Regions from separate parts of the Homo sapiens genome. Here region 2 is linked to region 1. Evidence: read pairs that join two places in POLR2A ChIA-PET (ENCODE). Cell type or tissue: A673. All regions are shown on one strand. Links, peaks and the distances in the headings refer to the core of each region. The heading gives the core; the rest is flanking DNA.

Region 1 (7,966 bases), core at 2,330-6,329:
TACATCTTCTAAAATCTAGGCAGAGGTTCCCAAACCCCAATTCTTGACTTCCGTGCACCCGCAGGCCCAATACCACATGGAAGCTGCCAAGGCCTGGGGCTTCCACCCTCTGAAACCACAGCCAAGCTGTTACGTTGGCTCCTTTCAGCCATGGCTGAAGAGGCTGGGACATAGCACCAATTCCCTAGGCTGCACACAGCGCGACAACCCCGGCCTGGCCCATGAAACAACTTTTTCCTTCTGGTCCTCTGAATTTGTGATGGGAAGCGCTGCCATGAAGGTCTCTGACATGGCCTGGAGGCATTTGCCCCAGGGTCTTGGGGATTAAAATCAGGCTGCTTGCTACTTATGCAAATTTCTGCAGCTGGCTTGAATTTCTCCCCAGAAAATGGGTTTGTCTTTTCTACTGAATGGTCAGGCTGCAAATTTTCTGAACTTTTATGCTCTGTTTCCCTTTTAAAATTGAATGCTTTTAACAGCACCCAAGTCACCTTTTGAATGCTTTGCTGCTTAGAAATTTTTTCCGCCAGATACCCTAAATCATCTCCCTCAAGTTCAAGGTTCCACAAATCTCTAGTTCAGGGGCAAAATGCCGCCAGGATCTTTGCTAAAACACAAGAGTCATCTTTGCTCCAGTTCCTACAAGTTCCTCATCGCCATATGAGACCACCTCAGCCTGGATTTTACTGTCCATATCACTATCAGCATTTTGGGCAAAGCCTCTCTAGGAAGTTCCAAACTTTCTCGTATTTTCCTATCTTCTTCTGAGCCCTTCAAACTGTTCCAGTCTCTGCCCGTTACCCAGTACCGAAGTTGCTTCCACATTTTCAGGTATCTTTTCAGCAATGCCCCACTCTACTAGTACCAATTTACTTTATTAGTCTGTTTTCACGCCACTTATAAAGGCCTACCCGAGACTGGGAAGCAAAGGAGGTTTAATTGGACTTACAGTTCTACATGGCTGGGGAGGCCTCAGAATCATGGTGGAGGGCTAAAGACACTTCTTGCATGGCGGCAGCAGCAAGAGAAAATGAGGAAGAAGCAAAAGTGGAAACCGGCCTCAGTGATTCAATTACCTCCCCCTGGGTCCCTCCCACAGCATGTGGGAATCCTGGAAGATACAATTCAAGTTGAGATTTGGGCAGGGAGACAGCCAAACCATATCACCACATTTTGTTACAGTTAAAACTTTAATGTTTCCAAATAGGTGTGTCTCAATCTATATATCTTGCTTTCAAGACTGCTTGTCAAAGTGCATGTGCAGGCAATACTTAAAATGTGGTGCTTGATAGTGGATGTGGTGTTGCAAAGGCAGGCTGATACCTACCGGTATGTATTGGTTTATAAATACAGCCTCAAATAATATAGAACCTAACAAAGAGATCTTAGAGGCCATTTAATCCAAACTCTCATTATACATGTTGAGAAAATGAGGCACAGAGATGTTAAATGACTTGTCCGAGTTAATAATGTATGTGACTTTGTATGTTTGGGACTAAAATTGAGGTTTTCTGACTCTTCTTCTGTTATTCTTACCACTACACTACTATATTGTACTTCAAGTCAAATAAAAATTCAGACATCACTGAATGTAATACTGATTGGAGAGGAGCTTCCAGTGAATGAGAACGGTGCCAGGGCCCTGTATTCTAATGGCATGTGTTGATTCCAGCCACTATTTGTGGTGTTCAAAGGAACCCACATCTGCAGGCTCACAGCATTACTCTAGTTAAGAGTCAGAAAGTAACTGAGTGGGGATTAAAATAGTTCCTGGTAGTAAAACAGAATGACAGCCTCATAGAATTTGATTCTGTTTTCAATATTTTATAACAATTTCCTTTTTCTCCAAATGAATGGTGGTTCATGTGGTTCCAGGATGAATTTCTCTTGTAAAGGTTCTTACTCTTTAAGAAATATAGACACAGCCATAAAAACAATTCAGTCTTTTACCTCATTGCCTTCTTTCTAAACTGGTAATAAATTGTTGGCTGAGGCTAGATAGGCACATAATAGGTAGTGAGAAAACCCTCCATCAATGAGAAGATTTATCTGTGAGTAGTCAGAGAAACATTCCTTTATGCAATAAATACTAGAGGTGGGAGATATGGGCCAACAAGGAATGAATTGACTATAAAGAGGCATTTATCAGGATGATGGTAAATATCAACCTTCAAAAAAGGAGAATTCCATAAACCACAGTCAGTACTTAAATTTTTATCATGATATTTTTGACAGAATCTGCCTCATGCTTTAAGCATTTTTCCTTAAACAAATTTATTCTAGACTTCCCTAAAGATTTTGCTTCCAACACTTCTCTATGTCTTATGTTGAAGCCTTATTGCTATGTAGCATTAGCTATATTTTTGGTATTTTTGTTTGGTTTATTCGTTTAGCAGAGTTTGGTTTATTCTACTCTTTCTACCTGGTACCTGTCTGGTTATTACTAATATGGACAGAGAATTTTCAAGGTTACATTTAGTCTTTTGGAAAATGCTAAATGCACAGATGGGGCTCAGTAATTAGCTACTGATTACTTTTTGGAACTGGGTATTCTCCTCCTGCAAGACTATTAACTTACTTTTCAAATGATAACTTTTAAGGTGTTAACTATTTTTTGTGAAATCTTCATTATAGATTTATAGGAGTCTTCCTTCTGTTGGAACTACGATTACTTGTACATTTCTTTACATCATGGAGAGATGTACAAAGTTGTGTAGAAGACCCTTTGTAGATAAGCATCTTTTGTAGATTTTGTATTATAACTCTAAAGGTTTGTTCATTATTCTGGAAGGGCAAGGACTGAAACTGGGCCTAAGTAGTGGAAGATGCATTTCTTTTCATTGACAGCTATATTCGGATTCATCATCCATGTTACACTTTTTTTTCAACCAGAAATTTGAATTGTGGAATATCAGCTCATTTGTAAACTGCTTGCTAATCACCATCTTAACTTTATATGAATAGAAATAATTTGAGGTTGGTGTAAATGTGAGAGATTCAGACTGCAAAGTGCAAGCTATGAATTGACGACCCCACCCACCTACTGCCAAGCACTGTTTTGAACTCCCTGATTAAAACTGGGAAAGTCCAATTTGATGTCTGATAGTGCATTGACATGGTGGGTGGAATACTTGGACTGAATTAATTCAACAAGCATTTACTGGGTACCTTTTATGTTTTTGGATTAGTAGGCTAATGTAATTGAGGCAGAATCACTGCATATCCAGAGCTAAAATTTGCTGAGCACTTACTATGTTCCTGTAACTCTAGTTAGCACTTTGCATACAGTACTTCATCAAATCTTCAGAAAAGTCTTGAAGCAAGTATTGGTATTACCGAAAACTTATAGATAGGAGAAGTGAGACTCAAATAGGGCAGGTAATTTGCCCTGGGTCACTCACCTTATAGCAAAACTGGGAGTAGAGGCCATTCTTGTGTGATTCCAGAGCCCCTGATGGGAACCTAATTGCTGTGCAGCATCACAACTGAAGGGTTTGATGAGCCTCATTCCCCTCTGCAATTTTGCTCAGCGTTAGCATTAGGAACCCTAGATTTTGTTTTGTATTTATTTCCAGTAATTGTCAACCTACTTGCCAATTTCTTTGTGTTCAATAAATGTTTGCTGAATTGATGCATGTCTAGAGAGGGATGCTCCTCCTCATGGTTTCTGCACTGACCTTGAATGGCTTCTCATTTCATTTCTTAAAACAGAGATAATGCAGAGGTACTAAAAAGGACAAAGGCGATCAAATAACCGAGTTAAAATGTGTTTTTTCCCAAACACTAATAACACAACATTTGAATGAAAGTGTTGAACACAACAGATTATTTTTTTCCTCTTCCGAAGGGTACAGTTATTCATGAAGTGAAGGACAAAGGCATTTTGTTGCATTCTTATGAAAGAGAAACATATATCAGAGGGCATAATAAAATTTTCGATAATAGAGTTTTGCCTTTCTATGCCAAGCCTATCTTGCAACATACATTCTTAATGAAGGAAAAGATCAACAAGCCACAGACATATTTTTTTGCGAGATAGAAAGCAATTAGAAAATATAAAAGCGAGGTAAGAAAAAAGCTCCAACAAACTGGAACAATTACAAGCATTATAAGAAAATCAATAAAATAAAATCAAACCTCCTCTTAAGGCAACAAGTCTATCCAAGTATTGTTACAGACTATCTGATTATTACAAAGAAATCTCAGTTTGGAACATTACAGTGAAATTAAATAAAGCCACAGATGTTAGGACAAAGCATGTGAGTCAGCTTTTATGCTTTGTGAGGATGTGACCTCATGAAATATATCCTTTTGCAGAGAGAGATCTGCAGAGGGCGCCAAATTAACTGAATCAGGATAGAATAAACAAGAATTGGGATTCACTTTCAATCAAGTTACTGGTTAGTCATTTCAGTCTTATTCATCAGCCAATAATATTGAGTTAGAATGGAAGGCACAGGATTGTGCTAGATAATGCAGAAAGTGCTTTTCAAACTCTCTGTCCTCCCCACTGATTTCAAAAACTTATTCATCTCTCAAGAGTCATATCAATTGCTACCTCCGCTGGGACATTATTCCTGATTTTTTTAGGTAGAATGAATCACTCCCTTTTCTGGGCTGGACAGCAATTTATTTAGTTGTAAGCTCTCCCATGCATATCTTATAGCTCTTAGTCATTCCACTGTCATGGTTTCCCTATAGCTGTCTCTGCAGGTTAAGAACCATGTCTTATTGACAAAGGCAGCAGAGAAGCAAATGGTCAAAGAGCATTTTCTGAGGGATAAATAAGGGAACAAATCTAGAAAAAAAAGAACAATTGTCTTAAGCTAACACCCCTTTATCAATTTCCACCTATGAAATGGGTTTATATCATTTATTCATTCAACAAATATTTACTAAAAACTCATCATATTCCAGGCACTTTGTTAGGTTTAAGGGATACAGAAATAAGACATGATACCTCAAATCAAGGAGATCTTGGTTTAGGAAATTTGTAGACTTATTTAAAATACTTTACCATATGCCAAATTGAAGGTTATATATTTTCTTTACCACAATTAAATAAAAAAACTGGCCTATTATTTTCAAAAGTGTCAAAGACAAGGAAAGCTTGAGGAACTGTTTCAGACTGAAAAAGATGAAAAAGCTTTGGGAACAAAATGCAATGCCTGATTCTGCAACTGCACCCTTTTGCTGTAAAGGAATTAACTGGAGCAACTGTTTTGAAGGATTAGATGCTAGTAGCATATTAGGATTAATTTTATGATTTCGATGATTTTACTGAGTATGTAGGGGAATGTTCTTCTTGTAGAAAGTTTTTTGGGCAGAAGGAAAATATTACCAGATGGAAATCTGGATTTACATAAAGAATATTGGAAATGGTAAATATTAAATAAAAACAGCAAAATATTTCATGTAGAAATTCACAAAGATGTTTCTAATTTCAGTCACTTCAGTGACTTGATGTTGCCAGAGTTGGTTTTGTTTGTTTGTTTGTTTGTTTCTTGGAGAATGTTACATTCTTTTAACATCCAACAAAATCATTATGTGTGCTGGAACAAACCACTCGTGAGAGGTTTTCAAGGATGAGTGTGCCTTTGTACATGATAGCTTCTCCGGTTTCTCAGAAGTCAAAACCAGTCACAAAGTTTGTGACTTTGTTCAAAAGAAGAGTGGGGCCACTTGTTCCCAGGAAAAATCATTGCACCATCTGGTAAGTCATGGGTAGGAAGGTGAGCATTTTGTACTTTTATTTTTAAAGATAGCTTTAAAAAACACATATGTATATATAACTATAAGGAAAAATAGGATATTACTTATAATAAGAACACACGGAGAGAATTGCTTTAATATTTTAGTGTAGTCCTTCTATCTCTTATGATGCATATGTAGCATGTATGAATTCTACCCTACAACTATATTGGCAAGAAGCATATTTTTGTTTCTCCAAGCAAAATTAAATGAGTCTTTGCATACTTTTCTTTGCATTCCTTTCACTATCATATCTTCCTAGAATTCCACAAGAAATCTAGAGATTTCAATGGTACCCCAAAATGAAGGGCCATCTTTAATCCATCAGAGCTCCAACTGAGACATCCACTGATTAGGTGATGTGGATCTATCTTCTCAATTCTGCTGTACCAAGGAGCTTTATCTATGGCCCCAAAACCACAGCTCTCAACATCATGGCTCTTCATGTGGAGGGTTTCAAAAATCTACAATCCACCTGGACAATGTCCTGTCTCTTGGCCATTCTGCTCCCATAAATCTCCAAATCCCCAACCCTCTTCACTTGGCTCAGGATACTCCCTTGTTGCTGGACATCTCAGGGTTGTATCCCTCACCCTATGCACAGACTTTAGCTTTTTGCTTTTGTGATCCTTGGCTTTTTTTTTTTTTTTTTTTTTTTTGAGATAGAGTCTCACTCTGTCTCCAGGCTGAAGTGCAATGGCACAATCTTGGCTCACTGCAACTTCCACCTCCCAGGTTCAAGCAATTCTTCTACCTCAGCCTACCAAGTAGCTGGGACTACAGGTGTGTGCCACCATGCCTAGCTAATTTTTGTATTTTTAGTAGAGACGGGGTTTCACCATGTTGGCCAGGATGGTCTTGATCTCTTGACCTTGTGATCAAGGTCAAGACGGGCGCATCTCAGCCTCCCAAAGTGCTAGGATTACAGGCATGAGGCACTGCGCCTGGCCGAGCCTTGGCTTTTAACAACAGAACAGCTTGCTTATCTTGAGGAGATCTCTGGATTTCATGATCCTTCTCCCTGAGGATGTGTGTTATATAACTATTTCTTTCTGATTCTTCTGCAGTGGTAAAAGTACCACATATTTTAATAAATTATCCTGCCACAAATCTCATAACTTTGTATTTTATAGTATTTAATTATTTCAGCTTAATTGAGTTCATATTTATTGTGGGACAAACAACAAATATACTACGTGGGACCCAACAATGAATAAATTTTCTGCAGTTGAGAAACTCATAGTTTGGTGAAGAGTATAGTTCCCCACATGACTATATTGATGGTCTGCGGTCCATATGAGTGATGGTCTATAAGGGACCATGTTTCTGAGAAGGAGCCTCTCTTTTTCCTTTGATGTTCCTGTTCCTGTCTGCAGCTCCACACCCCCAGCAGACACACATAAGCACAGGTGCAAGTTATTAACATCTGTGATGCTGCATAGGGAAGTAATTTAGCGATTCTTTAGACTTAGTGATGCCAAGAACCGCAGGTGTTTCTGAAACCTTCCTTTCAGTTGATTTCAACTCTTTTCTCTCTTACAGCAAGAGTGGGAGTTGTTGGTGTCCATAGATACCTGCTGGGTACAGAGACTAGTTCCAGATGCTGCTATAATATGTGGCTCACCCAGGCAGAAATACCCCTCATTAAGACTAAATTCTGCCAGTAGCGATGCTTACTTGGCTTTTCCTACTGTGTGGTAACTGAATATTGACTATGGTTCTTCTATTGGAGCCACCCAATTCCAACATTAGAGCATCTCAGAAACAATTGTTTAATTGGGTCTTTACAAAAACAACAAAATAATGTGTTCAAAGTGCCAACATTTGGAATGAGAATTCTATTAAGAAAGTATATATAATATAAATAGATGACATTTATTGATACACTTGGTATAGTGTTGTGTTCTTATATAAAATTAACCTACTTAATTCTCATAACTTCATGAGGTTGATACTATAATCTTTCATTTTATTTATAAGTAAGCCCAAGCTTCAAGTTGTTATGCCCAAGGTCAACAGAACAAATGGTGACAGAACTAAATATTGTGGTCTCAGCTCCTATGCTCTTTGCATGAGATTTTACTGTCTTAGAATATGTGCAAAACTTTAAATGATATTCAATATGGTTCTGAATTTAAACTATTAGCTGCTTCCCTAGACAAAGTGCCCATATCATTCTTGTCTTTACATAGCCTGCATTGGAATTACTGGTGCA
Region 2 (4,000 bases), core at 1-4,000, 1.5 Mb before region 1:
TGCTGAGAACTTGAAGTCTCCCTCAATAGTAACAGTTGTAAACTCCCAATTTAGTTCATTTTAGAAGGAAAATGACAAGAATTCCAGCTGAGGCCAAAACAGCTGTGAGAAGCAGCTATCAATAGCAACAATCATCCACTTCCCATTGAACAAATGCTGACAGAGATTTAAAACAAAAATAAAAGCAAAGCTCTCACTATTCTGTATAGCCCGCAAGAGATGTGGGAATTCCCTTAAACAGCAACTCTCACAAGGATCAACAAACCCAAAACACTGCCATGAGATGGCCCACCCTGCCTTCTCCCACGTCCCTGGCAGGATGATGAGTCTGAACCTGTCTTTACTTTTTAATTTTTTTTTGTCTTGGTTTTCGGGGGCAGGGAGGGGTGGTGGTAGGAGATGTTCTTATATAAAAGTTAACACCACAAGTGCATGACCAGACTGCAAGCTGGCACCGAAATGGACAGCATGGGCCCAAGCCAGGTTGCAGAAATCCATCTACCAGCCAGCAGAGGGAGGTACATGCTCAGCGCAGCCTTACCTTTCGGTGCTACCCTGAAGATAAACTGGACACTCCTATCGGGTTATTGAACCACAGAACTTTAGAAACTGACACCTTTTCAAAGGATCTAGTTAAAGATATTAATTCCAGCTGAGTTATACACAAAAATTAGAGACACTAAATTACTAGGAAAATACCACCAATATATAATCTCTGAAACTAATTATATATTGATGTATCTAAATCTCTGAAACTAATTATTTGAAAATGAGTTTTACTGTTTGGAGTGGTTTTTCTCCTTTGTTTTATTTTCACTTAAAGCTTTTATTTTCAGTTTTCTTCCCTGGATTAAACCTGAAGGGGATTAAGAGTCCTAAACCAATATAAGAGAGCTAGATTATATGAGAGGGATTAAACAATAAAGAGAGAGTTTGGTTCAAGTGGTCTCAAGAAAAGTGCACTGAAGACAGAGGCCCACAGCAGCTGAGCAGTCCTAGCAGACCAGTCCTCACATGTCACTCTCTGCCTCACCCAGGGTTTCTCAACCCCAGCGCTGCTGACATTTGCACCCAGTATTTCTTGATGTTGGGGGCTGCCCTGCCCTATGCAGAGAAGAATTAACATAGCAGGCCTGAGTGTTCTCCTTAGAAAGGCTTGCTTATAAGTTTGGTCTTTGGCTGTCATCTGGAGACTTGGATTTGGAGAGGGTTCCCATCATCCCTGGAACTGATAAGAGTGGCTCACTGTATCCAAACTGCACAAACAAATGTGGTTTATGCTGAACACATGCTTTCCTTCTGGGAGTCTGGAAGTTTGGCACGTGCCAGGCAGAGACAGCCTATGCAATCAGCTCCTAAGAAAGGTCCTGGGTGCTAAGTCTCTGACGAGCTCCCTTGGTTGACAGCATTTCACAAGTGTTGTCACAGCTTGCTGCTGAGGGAACTGAGAACATCTTGTGCACCGCACTGGAAGAGGGCACTTGAAGGCTTGTGCCTGGTTTCTCCAGATTCACCCCATGCGTCTTCTACCTCTCTGACTGTGCTGTGCATCCTTTTGCCGTAATAAGTCACAGACGTTAGTACAATTATATGCTGAGTCATGGAGCCCTCCTGGCAAATCATAGTAACTGGAAGTGGTCTTCAGGACCCTCTGACACACATCCCCACAGTCATGACAGTCAAAAATGTGTGTGTGTGTGTGTGTATGTGTATATATATATATATATATATATATATATATATATATATATATATAAATAGCCAAATGTCCCCTGGGGGACATAATCATTCCCTTTCTCCTGATGAGAGACAGCAGTCTAGCCCAATACTTGGTCCAAACAGGCTTTCAATAAAGGTTTGACTTGAAGTGAACTGAACTAAACTGAATTGAATTAAATAATTTCCAGAACAACTTTAGGAGGAAAAAAAGAGAAAAAGAAATGAATAAAAACTTTTTAAATCACAGAACAGATTTAAGTAAATGCTCACAGAAGCAGCAGAGAAGTAACTTTTTTCCCTACTTATAGTTATTTCTATCTCGTGCTACATAAATATGCCAAATTAAGACCCTAGGCACATAACAGAAACTTGTACCACCCCAAAGGGTACCAGCGGGGCTTATGTAGATGATCTCATCCTTTCTGAATTTATGAAAATCTAACCTCGAAATAGGGCACTGAATTATATCAGTTTCTTCTGTCCGTGAATTCACTAGAAGAATTATTTGTGTATTTCCATTGTGATGATAATCCAAAAAATTAGTATGGGGATAGTTTTGCTCATATTTAATGATGAATACTGCTAAAAAATATTCAACTTCCAAGTTTCTATTTAGTGGACTAATGAGATGAGAGAAACACTAAAAATGTAAATCATATAAAGCAGTAGAGTAAAAATGCAGATAGAATCTAGGCTGTGGGTATACATTATGTTCAGTGTAAAATTTTTTAAACTTTGCTGTTTGGAAATTTTCATAATAAAATATTGGAAAAAATATGAATCATGCATCTGTACCATATGAAGATAAATGATGTCACAATATGCTATCTAAAGGGAAGCTTCTAATGTTTCAAATAGAAAACATGGTTAAAAAAAAAAGTACATTTTCACCCAACATACAACAGTATAGGCACATCAAACCCAGCAAACCCGTAATTAACTCCATATTCACCTTAAAGATGCAATCTCATTTCAAAGAAACAGCATCAGCTATCATATTCAATTATGTTAATCTGAATGTTATTAGTTTTGTAGATGTGCTTATATTTAACCTTGTAAATTTGTTTCAGTTTTGTAGTTGCATAAGCACAAAGAGTTTAGACTGTTTTTCATTTATATTTACTTATAACAAAAATAGTTAATTAAAATGCAAAGGACCTGAATAGTCAGGAAAACTCTGAAAAAGAAGAACACAGCCTGGGCAGTATCACAAGAACCCATCTCTATAAAAAATTAGCCAAGCGTGGTGGCATGTACCTATAGTCCTAGCTACTTGGGAGGCTGAGGCAGGAGGATCACCTGAGCCCAGGGGTTCAAGGCTGCAGTGAGTTATGATCCCACCCATTCGATCCAGCACTCCAGGGTGACAGAGCGAGACCTCGTCTCTTAAAACAAGAAAAAGGAAGAACAAAGTTGGAGAACTTACATTTATTTCAAAACTTAATACAAAGCTAAGGTAACCAAGACAATGTAGTACTGGCATAATAGACATATAGACCAACAGATTCGAATTGACAATCCAAAAATAAACCCATATATCTATGGCCAGTTGATTTTTAACAAGGGTACCAAGACCATTCAATAGAAGAAGACTTGTTTTTTCAACCAGTGGTGTTCAGACAACTAGACATACACAAGCAAAAGAATGAAGTTGGACCCCCACCTTATACCACATACAAAAATTAACCAAAATGAACCATAAATCTAAATGTAAGAGCCAAAACTGTAAAACTCTTAGAAGAAAACGTAAGGGTAAATCTTCATGGCCTTGGATTAGGCAATGGTTTCTTAAAAATGACACCAAAACTGCAAGTAACCAAAGGAAAAATAGATAAATTGACTTCATCAAAATGAGGAACTTTTGTGCATCAAAGGACACTATCAAGAATGTGAGGCCGGGTGCGGTGGCTCACACCTGTAATCCCAGCACTTTGGGAGGCCAAGGTGGGTGGATCACCTGAGGTCAGGAGTTTGAAACCAGCCTGACAAACATGGAGAAACCCCGTCTCTGCAAAAAATACAAAATTAGCTGGGCGTGGTGGCACACGCCTGTAATCCCAGCTACTTGGGAGGTTGAGGCAGGAGAATCGCTTGAATCTGGGAGGCGGAGGTTTTGGTGAGCCGAGATCACGCCATTGCACTCCAGCTTGGGCAACAAGAGCAAAACTCCGTCTCAAAAAAAAAAAAAAAAAGAAAGTGAAAAGCAGTCTATAGAATGGGAGAAAGGATTTGCAAATCATGGATCTGAAGAGGTTCTAACATCTGTTATAGATAAAGAATT

The links. ChIA-PET counts read pairs that join two places held together with the same protein. Peaks named below come from ENCODE experiments on the same cell type or tissue, not always from the same donor. Only the 100,000 strongest peaks of a DNase experiment are listed, where the experiment ranks them.
Region 2: POLR2A ChIA-PET joins it to region 1 with 6 read pairs; 1 of 35 experiments calls an interaction of 5 or more read pairs at or near these places.

What each region holds. Positions count from the first base shown.
Region 1 is chr11:42,628,086-42,636,051 of GRCh38, reverse strand. No RefSeq gene overlaps it. Among named protein-coding and RNA genes, the nearest start is that of LINC02740, 380 kb to the right of the region's middle. In A673, for the core only: a CTCF peak has its summit at 4,314 (motif pointing right); a DNase peak (open chromatin) is centred at 4,331.
Region 2 is chr11:44,116,881-44,120,880 of GRCh38, reverse strand. All of the region lies in intron 4 of EXT2 (exostosin glycosyltransferase 2), which reads right to left. Among named protein-coding and RNA genes, the nearest start is that of EXT2, 23 kb to the right of the region's middle. In A673, for the core only: a CTCF peak has its summit at 530 (motif pointing right); no DNase peak of the experiment used is centred there; H3K27ac peaks cover 670 bases.